2 separate regions of the Homo sapiens genome follow, and region 2 is linked to region 1. A link is an interaction called in ENCODE POLR2A ChIA-PET data of the cell type or tissue named here. Cell type or tissue: OCI-LY7. All regions are shown on one strand. Each heading gives the region's core, and the rest is flanking DNA. Links, peaks and the distances in the headings are about the cores only.

Region 1 (8,681 bases), core at 2,884-5,383:
TTGCTCTTTTGTAAAGGTGGGGCTGGGTGTGGTGGCTTGTGCCTGTAATCCCAGCACTTTGGGAGGCTGAGGCGGGCAAATCAGTTGAGATCAGGAGTTTGAGACCAGCCTAGACAACATGGCAAAACCCTGTCTCTACAAAAATTACAAAAACTAGCCAGGCCTGGTGGGACACGCCTGTAGCCCCGTCTCCTTGGGAGGCTGAGGTGGGATGATTGCTTGAGCCTGGGAGACAGAGGTTGCAGTGAGCTGAGATTGTGCCACTGCATTCCAGCCTTGGTGACAGAGTGAGACTCTGTCTCCAAAAAAAAAAAAAAAAGTGGTGGGAGCCACACAGTGAAAAAAGCATATGTGCCGGGGCAGCCCAGCTGTGCCTTATTGTCTGCTCTCTGGCCCTGTGGTGGGCTGAAAGTTCTTACCATACTCCCATCCAGATGTAGAGTCTGTAACCTTTCCCCTTGAATCTGCGTTGGCCCGGTGATGTATTTTGACCAATAGTTTGCGGTAGAAGTGACACTGTGTAACTTTTAAAATTGAGTCTAAAGAGATCTGTAATTTCTGTCTCATACTTTGAACACCCCTTCTTGGGATCCAGCCAGCATGTGAGAAGCCCTGGTGGCCATGTGGAAATTATATCCACGTGAGAGAGAGGCCCAGTCATCCCTTTCAGAGCACTAGAGATGGGAGGGAACCCATTTTACATGCCCAGCCCTTATTACTATCTGACCTGAGGGAGATCACAAATGCCTTCTGTATTGGGTGGTAATGATACATCACAAAAATGCGAATGCTCGCAGCCAGGCGGGCGCTGTGGCTCAAGCCTGTAATCCCAGCACATTTCAAGCCTAGGTGGGTGGATCCCTTGAGCCCAGGGGTTTGAGACCAGCCTGGGCAACGTAGCAAGACCCTGTCTCTACCAAAAATACAAAAATTAGCCAGTCTTATAACCCGGTCTCAAATGAATAAATAAATAGAGGGATACAAATTAAAAAAAAAAACCTTTAAAAAGAATTCTCTTACAGTCTGATGTCAATGTTGGAAGATTAAGAAATAAAATAAATTTTTGAACTTGCTGTCTGAGTTACCCAAATGTAATTTCTAAGAACTCTAAAATATTATCACCTAGAATCTAGGAAGCTACCATGTGATCCTAGACTAATAGCATAGAATGAATGTTGCTTCATTATGAACTTATTATGGAAATACAAATACATAATAAATACTTTAAGCAGACTATAGACTGTTTCCTAAAATACTGAAGTTAAAATATTTGTGCTAGACTTCCTGATATGAAAAGCTTTTCTCATAATGATTTGTGAATTAATTTTACCATAGAATAGTAAGGGTATATTTTTAATGGGTTAAGTAGCTATACTTAAAAAATACATGCCAGGCATGGTGGCTCACACCTGTAATCCCAGCACTTTGGGAGGCCGAGGCGGGCAGATCACGAGGTCAGGAGATCAAGACCATCCTGGCTGACACGGTGAAACCCTGTCTCTACTAAAAATAACAAAAAATTAGCCAGGCATGGTAGCAGGTGCCTATAGTCCTAGCTACGCAGGAGGTTCAGGCAGGAGAATGGCGGGAGGCTGAGGCAGGAGAATGGTGTGAATCCGGGAGGTGGAGCTTACAGTGAGCTGAGGTCGCGCCACTGCACTCCAGCCTGGGTGACAGAGCAAGACTCTGTCTCAAAACAAACAAACAAACAAACAAAAATTAGCTGGGCATGGATGCACACACCTGTAACCCCAGCTACTCTGGAGTCTGAGGCACGAGAACTGTTTGAACCTGGAAGGTGGAGGTTGCAGTGAGCCAAGATTGTGCCACCGCACTCCATCCTGGGCCACAGAGCGAGACTCCCATCTCAAATAAATAAATAAAATAAGATAAATAAAAATACAGATTGAGTATCCCTTTGCCAAAATGCTTGGAACCAGAAGTGTTTTAGATTTCAGATTCTTCTGGAATTAAGAATATTTGCATTATACTTGCGGATTGAACATCCCAGGTTTGAAATTCTGAAATCCAAAATACTTCAATGAGTATTTCCTTTCAACACCATGCCAGTGCTCAAAAGTTTTGGATTTTGGAGCATTTTGGGTTTTGAATTTTCAGATTTGGGGTACTCAGCTTGTGATTATGTTGCGTAAAGGCTATTCAGTTTGATATTAATCAGACAATATCAAACTGAATAGCCTTTACCCAACATAATTGGGCCACAGAATTGTGGAAGTACTGGAATAGTTTTATTTATTTTTTAAGAAACAGGGTCTCATTTTGTTGTGCAGGCTGGAGTGCAGTAGTGCCATCATGACTCACTACAGCCTCGACCTCCTGGGCCCAAGCTATCCTCTCACCTCAGCCTCCCAAGTATCTGGGACTATAGGCGTGTACCACCACACCTGTCTCATTCTTAATTTTTTTATAGAAATGGTGTTCCACTATGTTTCCCAGGCTGGTCTCCAACTCCTGGGCTCAAGTGATCCACTCGCCTCAACCTCCCAAAGTGCTGGGATTATAGGCTTGAGCCACCACACCTGGCTATCTCTTGAATCCTAACTCCATGTTGAGCTTTTAAAGGGTTTTCTTATTCCTTGTGCCAAAAATGCCTTTTCTACCCTTCCAACAGAACAAACCCCTATTAAAGTTTTAGTTGAGGCTGGGTCCAGTGGCTCACGCCTGTGATCCCAGCATTTTGGGAGGCTGAGGCAGGCAAATCACTTGAGGCCAGGAGTTCAAGACTGGCCTGGCCAACATGGCAAAACCCCGTCTCTGCTAAAATTCCAAAGATTAGCCAGGCATGGTGGCACACACCTGTAGCCCCAGCTATTTGGGAGGCTGAGGCACGAGAATCTCTTGATTCTCGGAGGCAAAGGTTACAGTGAGCTGAGATTGTGCCACTGCACTCCAGCCTAGGCAATAGAGTGAGACTCTGTCTCAAAAAAAAGAAAAGTTTTAGTTGTGAAGGGGAAGCTCTGAAGTGTGTTAGAACCCCTAAGTCCATGGAGGGATTCACTTGCTCTGAAATGGGATGGTCATGGAGAGAGAGAGAGAGAGAGCACCCAGCGTGGGAAGGCTGGGTGTGGACATCGACCCCCACCCCCACCCCAAGCAGCAAGGTCATGAGCCGTGCAGAAGTGGGACCTTCCGCCGTTGGTGCTTCTGGAAGTAGTGCCCAGCAAGGACCAGTGAGGAGCTAGTATTCCTTAGCTTAGGCACGGCTCAGTCCTCCCTGCCTACCATGCATGCAGTTTGTAGCCTGTGTGTTTCCTGTTTTCATTTCCTATCTTGCTATTACTTTTATGCATTGGCTTATCACAGCCCACTCACTCTAAGGCCATCTTGCCATCCCATGACATGGTCACTGAAGGCCCAGCTGTCACTGTTTATTCACTTGGTGTGTACATGACTGTTTGGACCCGTTTCCTAGTAACGGCCCTGTTAATTTCAATGAGAAAGGCTAATGGGGTGCCTTTTTCAGGGGCTGGGGGGAGGGATGATGTGCTCCCTTTAGCCCCTCTGTGTCTTTGGTCCTTGACCTCACTGTTTCCTGGGGGATTCTTATACAGAGGCTCTTGGCTTCTTCTCTCAATACCACACATTCCTAATTATTTGTGCTACTTCTTGAGTAATCTTGAGGTCTGCTTTGGATTACTTATCAAAAGTGGCTGATAAAATTTGAGCTGTCGTTTCCCAGATGTGTGTGTTAGTGCTTCGTAGAGAATTTCTTCTTTGTACTCAAGTTGATTTAAGTCTAGAATCTGACTTTTAATTGTGGACCAAGCAAAACCCCCTTGCCTCTCTAGGGATTATTTAGAATTAATAAAATCAAGTACTTTTTCACACGAGCCTGAAGGAATTGTTAACTGAAGGAACTTTTATGTGATACAGTTTGTTCTGAAAATTAGGTATTTAAGGACTTTGTCAATTATGGTTAAGCACATTTTTTATTAAAAAGAACAAGATATGTAGCTAAGTGGCTGTGTCCGGGCTGAGATGTTTCTTCTCACTCGATCCTACAGTGAAGTCAAAATATAGTGACAGATTCAGTTTCCATAGCTGCAGAATCTGTTTTCAAAAACACAAGGCTGTGATTTCACTGTAGTTCAGTGCACATTGAGAAGCTAATATGGAAATAGAAATGAAACTTTTCAAAATACATGCCTTAAAACAAAAACTTCCAGTTCCCCTTTAGTGCTTAGATGAGATTTTTTTTTTTTTCAGGCTTTGTAAGTTTTGCAGATTAATTTCAGAAGTTGACGGCAATGTGATCCTGGTGGACTGTCATTCTGTAGTGTTAGTCAGGAAGCCCCTCACACACTTTCTTCTCATTTCCTAATGCGACAGTTGGTTCAGTGAATATCCATTGTGCTTTATAGGTTGATATTGATATGTTTGTAATTGGCCTATCACGTAGTTAGTTTTTTTTTCTTTTTTGGCAATCACCTTTTTCCATGTGAATTTTCAAAAAATGTATTTATTTATTTAGAAGCAGGATCTTATGGCCAGGCGCAGTGGGTCACTCCTGTAATCCCAGCACTTTGAGAGGCCGAGGCGGGCAGATCATCTGAGGTCAGGAGTTCGAGACCAGCCTTGCCAACATGGTGAAACTCCGTCTCTACAGAAGTACAAAAATTAGCCGGGCGTGATGGTGGGTGCCTGTAATGGGAGGCTGAGGCGGAAGATCCCTTGAACCTGGGAGGCGGAGGTTGCAGTGAGCCAAGATCATAATCACTGCACTCCAGCATGGGCAAGAGAGCGAGACTCTGTCTAAAAAAAAAAAAGAAGAAACAGGATCTTACTCTGCCACCCAGGCTGGAGAGCAGCAGTGGTGTGATCATAGCTCACTGCAGCCTTGAACTCCTAGGCTCAAGCGATCCTTCTACTTTAGCCTTTCAAGTAGCTGGGACTACAGGTGTGCCACCACGTCCAGCTAACTTTTTTTCTTTTTTAATCTTTTGTAGAGACTGAGTTTCACTATGTTGCCCAGGCTGGTCTCGAACTTTTGGCCTTAAATGATCCTTCAGCCTTGGTCTCCCGAAGCACTGTGATTACAGGCATGCCACTGCATGTGGTCCATTAGCTGTAGTTAAGAGAAAAGAGTTGGGTTGGTTATTTTCAGTGCCTTGGGCATAAAGAGTGAATCATTAAGTTCATTTTGCACTCTTTGAGTTTTACCGTGTTCCAGGCACTGAGGACACAACAGTGAACTAAAACAGGTAGAAGTGAGTCTTTAAGGAATGAAATATAATTCGTCTCTACTTGAAATTTGCACATAGTCTGTTTGTAGGACAATACCTATTGAAATAGGGTCTCCATTTCGCCAACAAGTTAACCCTTACTACTTATGGGAAATTACCTCAGTGGTAACTGTAGAGCAGTCATTTATTGAACATTAACTGTATGCTTAGAGTGCATTTTTCTTTACATTATTGTATTAGCTCGTTTAATCCTTGTAACAGCTTCCCATTTTATAGATGAGAAAACTGAGGGTTGTAGGGGTTAACTGATTTTAACTTGGCCAACATCATACAGTGACCTATTCTGACTGTGTCTTTCTGTCCCTACAGGATTTGAACTTATAGTGGAAGTACTTTAGGAAATGCATTTGTGTCTGTGTAGTCATGGTTAGGAAATGTGCTCATGTCAGGCTGTTTAAAAGTTGTGGAGGCTAGGCATGGTGGCTCATGTCTGTAATCCCAGCACTTTGGAAGCTGAGGTGGGTGCATTACTTGAGCACAGGAGTTTGAACAACATAGTGAGACCCTGACTGTGTATATACACACACACACACAATTAGCTGGGCGTGGTGGTGCATGCCTGTAGTCTCAGCTACAGGTGGGAGGATTGCTTTAGCCCGGGAGGTCAAGGCTGCAGTGAGACTTGCTTGTGTCACTTTACTCCAGCCTGGGTGACACAGCAAGACCCTGTCTCAAAAAAAAAAAGAAAAAAGAAAAGTTATGGGTGGGTCGGATGGTGCAGTGGTGCTAAGCTCACTTAGCTGTCAACAGGGGAGGGCTGGGTTTGTCATGTTGGAGGTCAGACAAGTACCTAATAAGGAGGTAACTGAGGACTGTTGGATGTATTTCTCTGGGTGGGGATGGTCTGCCTGTGAAGATGAAATTCTATTGGAAATATTCTTTAATTATATTTTTACATGTCTCACTTTTATTTAAATAGGGATACTATATTCTGTACTTTGTTTTGTGACCTGCAATTTTCCCACTTAATCTATCTCTAGAGCGTCTTTTCTTGGCCACCATGTGATTCTCTGCAGTGTTACTGGAAATGGCGTTGTGGTGAAAAATGTGCAGACATGATATATGGGAGGACCATGCCTTATTTAATCAAAATCAGTATTATTAGACATTTTCATTTTCCAATTTTTAACAGTTATATAACTGCTGAGGAAAGTTACATCTTTGTATGCAGTTATGATTTTTCTTAGAAAATAACTGAAGAAGTGGAATTGCTTTTTTTTTTGAGACAGAATTTTGTTCTGTCACCCAGGCTGGAGTGCAGTGGCGCAGTCTCCCCTCACTGCAACTGCTGCCTCCCGGGTTCAAGCGATTCTCCAGCCTCAGCCTCCCCAGTAGCTGGGATTACAGGTGCCCGCCACCACACCTGGCTAATTTTTGCATTTTTAGTAGAGACAGGGTTTCACCATGTTGGCCAGGCTGGTCTCAAACTCTGGACCTCAGGTGATCTGCCCGCCTTGGCCCCACAAAGGCCGGGATTACAGGTTTAATCCACTGTGCCCAGCCTGGAATTGCTTTTGATTCATGTTCCTGGGTGTGAGTGAGCTTGTTACCTGCACCCTTGTCAGCAGCAATAGTTATTATAATAATTATGAATAATAATAATTATTATAATTATAATAATTATGAATAATAATTATAATTATATTAATTATAAATAATTAATATAATTAATTGCCAGTTTGACAGATAACATGATAGTATCTCATACTTGTTTTATTTTTCATTTCTTTGATCACTAGTGACATTTTTTTTCCTGAAAACTTTTATTACTGAATTTTATTGTTGTTGCTGTTGTTTTGAGACAGGATCTTACTCTGTCACCCAGGCAGGAGTGTGGTGGCGCCATCATGGCTCACGGCAGCCTTGAACTCCTGGGCTAAAGCAATACTCCCATCTCAGCCTCTCAAGTAGCTGGGACCACAGGTGCGCACTGCTGTATCTGGCTAATTTTGTTTATTTTTTGTAGAGATGAGGCCTCACTATGTTGCCCAGGCTGGTCTCCAACTCCTGGGCTCAAGCAATCCTCCTGCCTTGGTCTTCCAAAGTGTTGAGATTACAGGCATGAGTCACCATGCCCAGCACTGAATTGTCTTTAATAAAGATACAGAAGGTGTGGCACAGTAGCTTGTGCCTGCTGGTTCTTTTTATGTCCCAACTGTTTGTTCTGATAAATTTTAAATCTGTAAGTGGTGAAATAAGAATACAGTGAAGTACATTGATGTTTATATTATGCATTTATTAGCATGTTTGCCAGGAGCTATTGTAATAAACAGCCTTGGGTTCAACACCAGCTTCACCTGTTGGTTCTTAGGCCTGTGGGCAAGTTATCTCCAGCCCTAGTTTCCCCATTGGTGACTTGAGGAGGGTGATGTTGTGGGCCTCATGGGCTGCTGTGAGTTTTTGGACAAATAACTCCTTGGGGTAATGCACCCAGGCCTGGCTAAGCACACAGTCACTTTGCAGTAAGTGGCAGCCAATATTGCTCTTTTCCTTGTTGGAGTCATGATTTTTTAAAAGCCAAGTTCCTCCTACGGAGTGAGTGCAGTGAAAGCCAGGACCTAAGGAGGAATCACAAACAGAACTGTTCTCTTCCTCTCCTACCCATGTCCCATATTCCCGGACCTCTTTCTCACTCTAGTTATTTTGTTAACTTTATCCTAGGCTGTGACAGCTTGGCAGCCGCTGTTTTTGGGTGGATAAGGTTCATTCCTAATCCAGGCCTGTTCACTGGGAGGCATGAGGCCCCAGGTGCTTGCCTTCCCATAGATACCCACTCTTGGTAGGGCGTGGTGGCTCATGTCTGTAATCCCAGCACTTTGGGAGGCTGAGGTGGGCTGATCACCCAAGAGCAAGAGTTTGAGACCAGCCTGGCCAACATGGTGAAATCCCGTCTCTACTAAAAATACAAAAATTAGCTGGTTTTGGTGGTGGGCGCCTGTAATTCCAGCTACTTGGGAGGCTGAGGCAGGAGAATTGCTTGATCCTGGGAAATGGAGGTTGCAGTGAGCTGAGATCGCACTATTGCACTCTAGTCTGGATGACAAGCGAAAGTCTGTCTCAAAAAAAAAAAAAAAGATACCCACTCTCTCTCCCCCTTTTCTTTCTCCCCCAGAGACCCCCTGCCATTCAGAGTGATGACACATGCAATGTGGGCTGCAGGCCATCCTGCTTCGGGACATCTAACCCTTCTCAGGCAAAGTTTTCCTCTTCAAAGCAATAGCTTTTCAGCCTGGAGTCTCAGATTTCCAACAGGGATTTGGGATGAGATTACCACTCCTACCACCCTTCCTGGCTTTGGCCAGCCTCCAGAATTCCTCCTGGTGTCCTGAGAATGTGGAGAGAACCCTGCTTCAGGTTCTGATTTTCTGATTGGACGTTACAGTGGGGCATGTAATATCCTGCTGGGATGCCTCTCTG
Region 2 (2,500 bases), core at 1-2,500, 110 kb after region 1:
AGGTTAGTTAAAAGGTAGCCCAGTTTTCTTTTTTTCCAGGAAGGCAGAGGACTCAGTTTTTTGAGGAGAGTGGGCGCCGGTGAGTGGGGATAAGCAGGCCCTCAAGTGACAACACAAATTTAAACACAGAGACCACTTAGTTGCTGTGGTCTGTTACCTGGTGTATAAAGGGTGCTGCAGATGCTTTGGCGTGCTGGCTGGGGGGCCCCAGGGTTTGTATCTGCACGCCTGCAGACCATCACAGCTGTGCGTGAAGAAGACTAACTCGGGTTGGTAGCATAGGAGTCTTCACTTAAGCACTTGTGTGACCTCGAGCTGATGGACTATCTAGAGCAATTTGAGCTGGACTTCATCTACATCAAATTAGATCCTGGTTTAAAGCTACCCTTATAAATCTCCCTTGCTTCTCCCTCCCTGGCAGCTCTGTCTGAGGCAGCATATTTCCCCCCACGCTTGGACAGGAGGGATCTCATGAAAGTGTTGGGTGGAGGGGTCTTGTCTGCTGGCTCTGGTGGCACTGTCTTGGTAGGGTTTCAGATTTAGAACCAGATTTCAGGTCTCCTCCCTAAGTTAGAAAATCATTCCAACAGATCCGATTTCTCTGAGCTAATTTACTAGGATGATCTCTACTTGCATTTAATAAAATATTCAGAGACCTATTGAATTCCAGTTGCTGTTTGCCATTTGTAATGCTGCTGAGTTTGACTTAGTAATACACTTCAATTCCCAAATGTGTCGCATGGGCTGTTACTGAATGTGGGTCATTAGGAAAGCTTTGACTCTTAACAGAATTATTCACTGAAGTCTTAGTTACAAAACATTACTAAGAAGTTATTTATTTAGTCCCAAAGTGACAGGTTTCAAAAAATTTTGCACGTTGGCTGGCCATAAATCCATTTATATTCACTCCTCCCCCAATAGAATAAAACTTACGCTACCTTCTTGGTGTTTGTTGAGCGGCGAATCAGTTCCTTGTCACTGATTTAAAATAAAACAACCCTGATGTATCTTTAGCAGACAAAAGCGTTCTTTTGTTTCACAACCCATTTCTCCAACGGAAGAAGAACAAAGACCCATAGTCCTAAAGTGCTTGTGTGCAGCCTTGTATGACCACAGTAAATTGTACATGTAATGAAATATTACTCTGTGTGTGTGTGTGTGCAATCATAGTAGTCTTTTTAATGTATATTTAAAAAATAACAACCTAGTTTTCATGGTATGGAGCTGGTTGCATAACCTTAGAATGTAGGCCACTTGAGGAGGAGGGGGCTATGCCATTATGAAATTATCAGTTTAAGACTATTGTTTAATAATTATGCCAACAGCTGCTTTCTGAAGGATCCCAGTCTGTTCGTATGGTTGGGTCTGTATGGTTAGTGGAGTCTAAATCCTACAGGCCTTTCTGATCATTCACACATGGGTGGCTGTGCTACTGGCCCCCACCCCACCTACTTCAGTTTGCTGAATATCTGTGAGGCCAGACCCCCTTCCACTCCATTGCTTCACCCTCAGCACATGCTCATACACACAGACACACAATGTCAAGGTTTCACAGGGGTTACGAGTCCCCCTACCCCCAGACTCATCCTCCAGTCGTTGGAACTGGGAAATGAAGTCTGGTGGTGGTGAGTACATTGCGGGTTGAACCCAGCGAGCCAGTGACCCTCTGTGTCTAATGTGCAGGCACAACATTAGGGGCACTTTTTTAGATGAGTCATTTGTTTGGCAGGTTTGTGACATTGGGAGTCTCATTGTCATTTTTATTTCTTACAGTTTTATGTGCTGAAAGAGTTGGCCAGATGACTAAGACATATAATGACATAGATGCTGTCACTCGGCTTCTTGAGGAGGTAAGTGCTCCAGGGGAAGGCAAAAGAGTTGTTTATAATTGACTGGTTTTCATGGATACTGATTAAAGCATGCCTTATCACCTGTTTCAGTGAGGAATCTTGGAAATTGGTCTCTTTCGAGGTATAATTTAATGGCTTTACTTTTTGAACTAGTAGCTATGTAGGCCTTTATAGCTGTAATTGTGTGCAGATATTTTAAAGGAATATATTAATGGCACCAAATGTGGTGTGTTTAAATACTTGTTAGAATATCCAGTTGTAAGTATAAAAAATCCTGAAACATTGACTAATGATATATTTTAAGTGCATCCAAAAAATGTCAGAAAAATATATCATATCTGTGTCTTCCTAATGTATTTAAGTTTTTACTTAGGCTAGTGGAATATTGTGCAGTGTCAGCGTGGAAATAAGTAAAATAAGCATGGCAAGAAAAATTTAAGAAAGTTGCTTAAGATTAGGTGAGCTGCCTGTATTTTAGAGACTGTAGTTTTCTGAATTTCTCGGTATTCTGTTGCAATTGAGAATTAAGTATTATGAAGGTCTCTAGAAACAGATGAGTATAATATGTGTATGTGCATGCCTGGAACAGGCCAGAACATGGTGGGTTCTTAGTATTTGTTGAATAAGTCTCCATCATTAATGCACTGCCC

What was found. Peaks named below come from ENCODE experiments on the same cell type or tissue, not always from the same donor. Only the 100,000 strongest peaks of a DNase experiment are listed, where the experiment ranks them.
Region 2: POLR2A ChIA-PET joins it to region 1 with 16 read pairs; 2 of 35 experiments call an interaction of 5 or more read pairs at or near these places.

What each region holds. Positions count from the first base shown.
Region 1 is chr3:42,063,384-42,072,064 of GRCh38, forward strand. It overlaps a transcript of TRAK1 not described here. Among named protein-coding and RNA genes, the nearest start is that of TRAK1, 24 kb to the right of the region's middle. RefSeq lists an enhancer at 7,488-8,199. In OCI-LY7, for the core only: no CTCF peak of the experiment used is centred there; DNase peaks (open chromatin) are centred at 3,348 and 4,128; H3K4me3 peaks cover 2,172 bases; H3K27ac peaks cover 2,500 bases.
Region 2 is chr3:42,175,041-42,177,540 of GRCh38, forward strand. It overlaps TRAK1 (trafficking kinesin protein 1), which reads left to right. Exons shown (of 16, transcript NM_001042646.3): 3 at 1,774-1,850. Among named protein-coding and RNA genes, the nearest start is that of TRAK1, 85 kb to the left of the region's middle. In OCI-LY7, for the core only: no CTCF peak of the experiment used is centred there; DNase peaks (open chromatin) are centred at 231, 1,041 and 1,391; H3K4me3 peaks cover 2,211 bases; H3K27ac peaks cover 2,500 bases.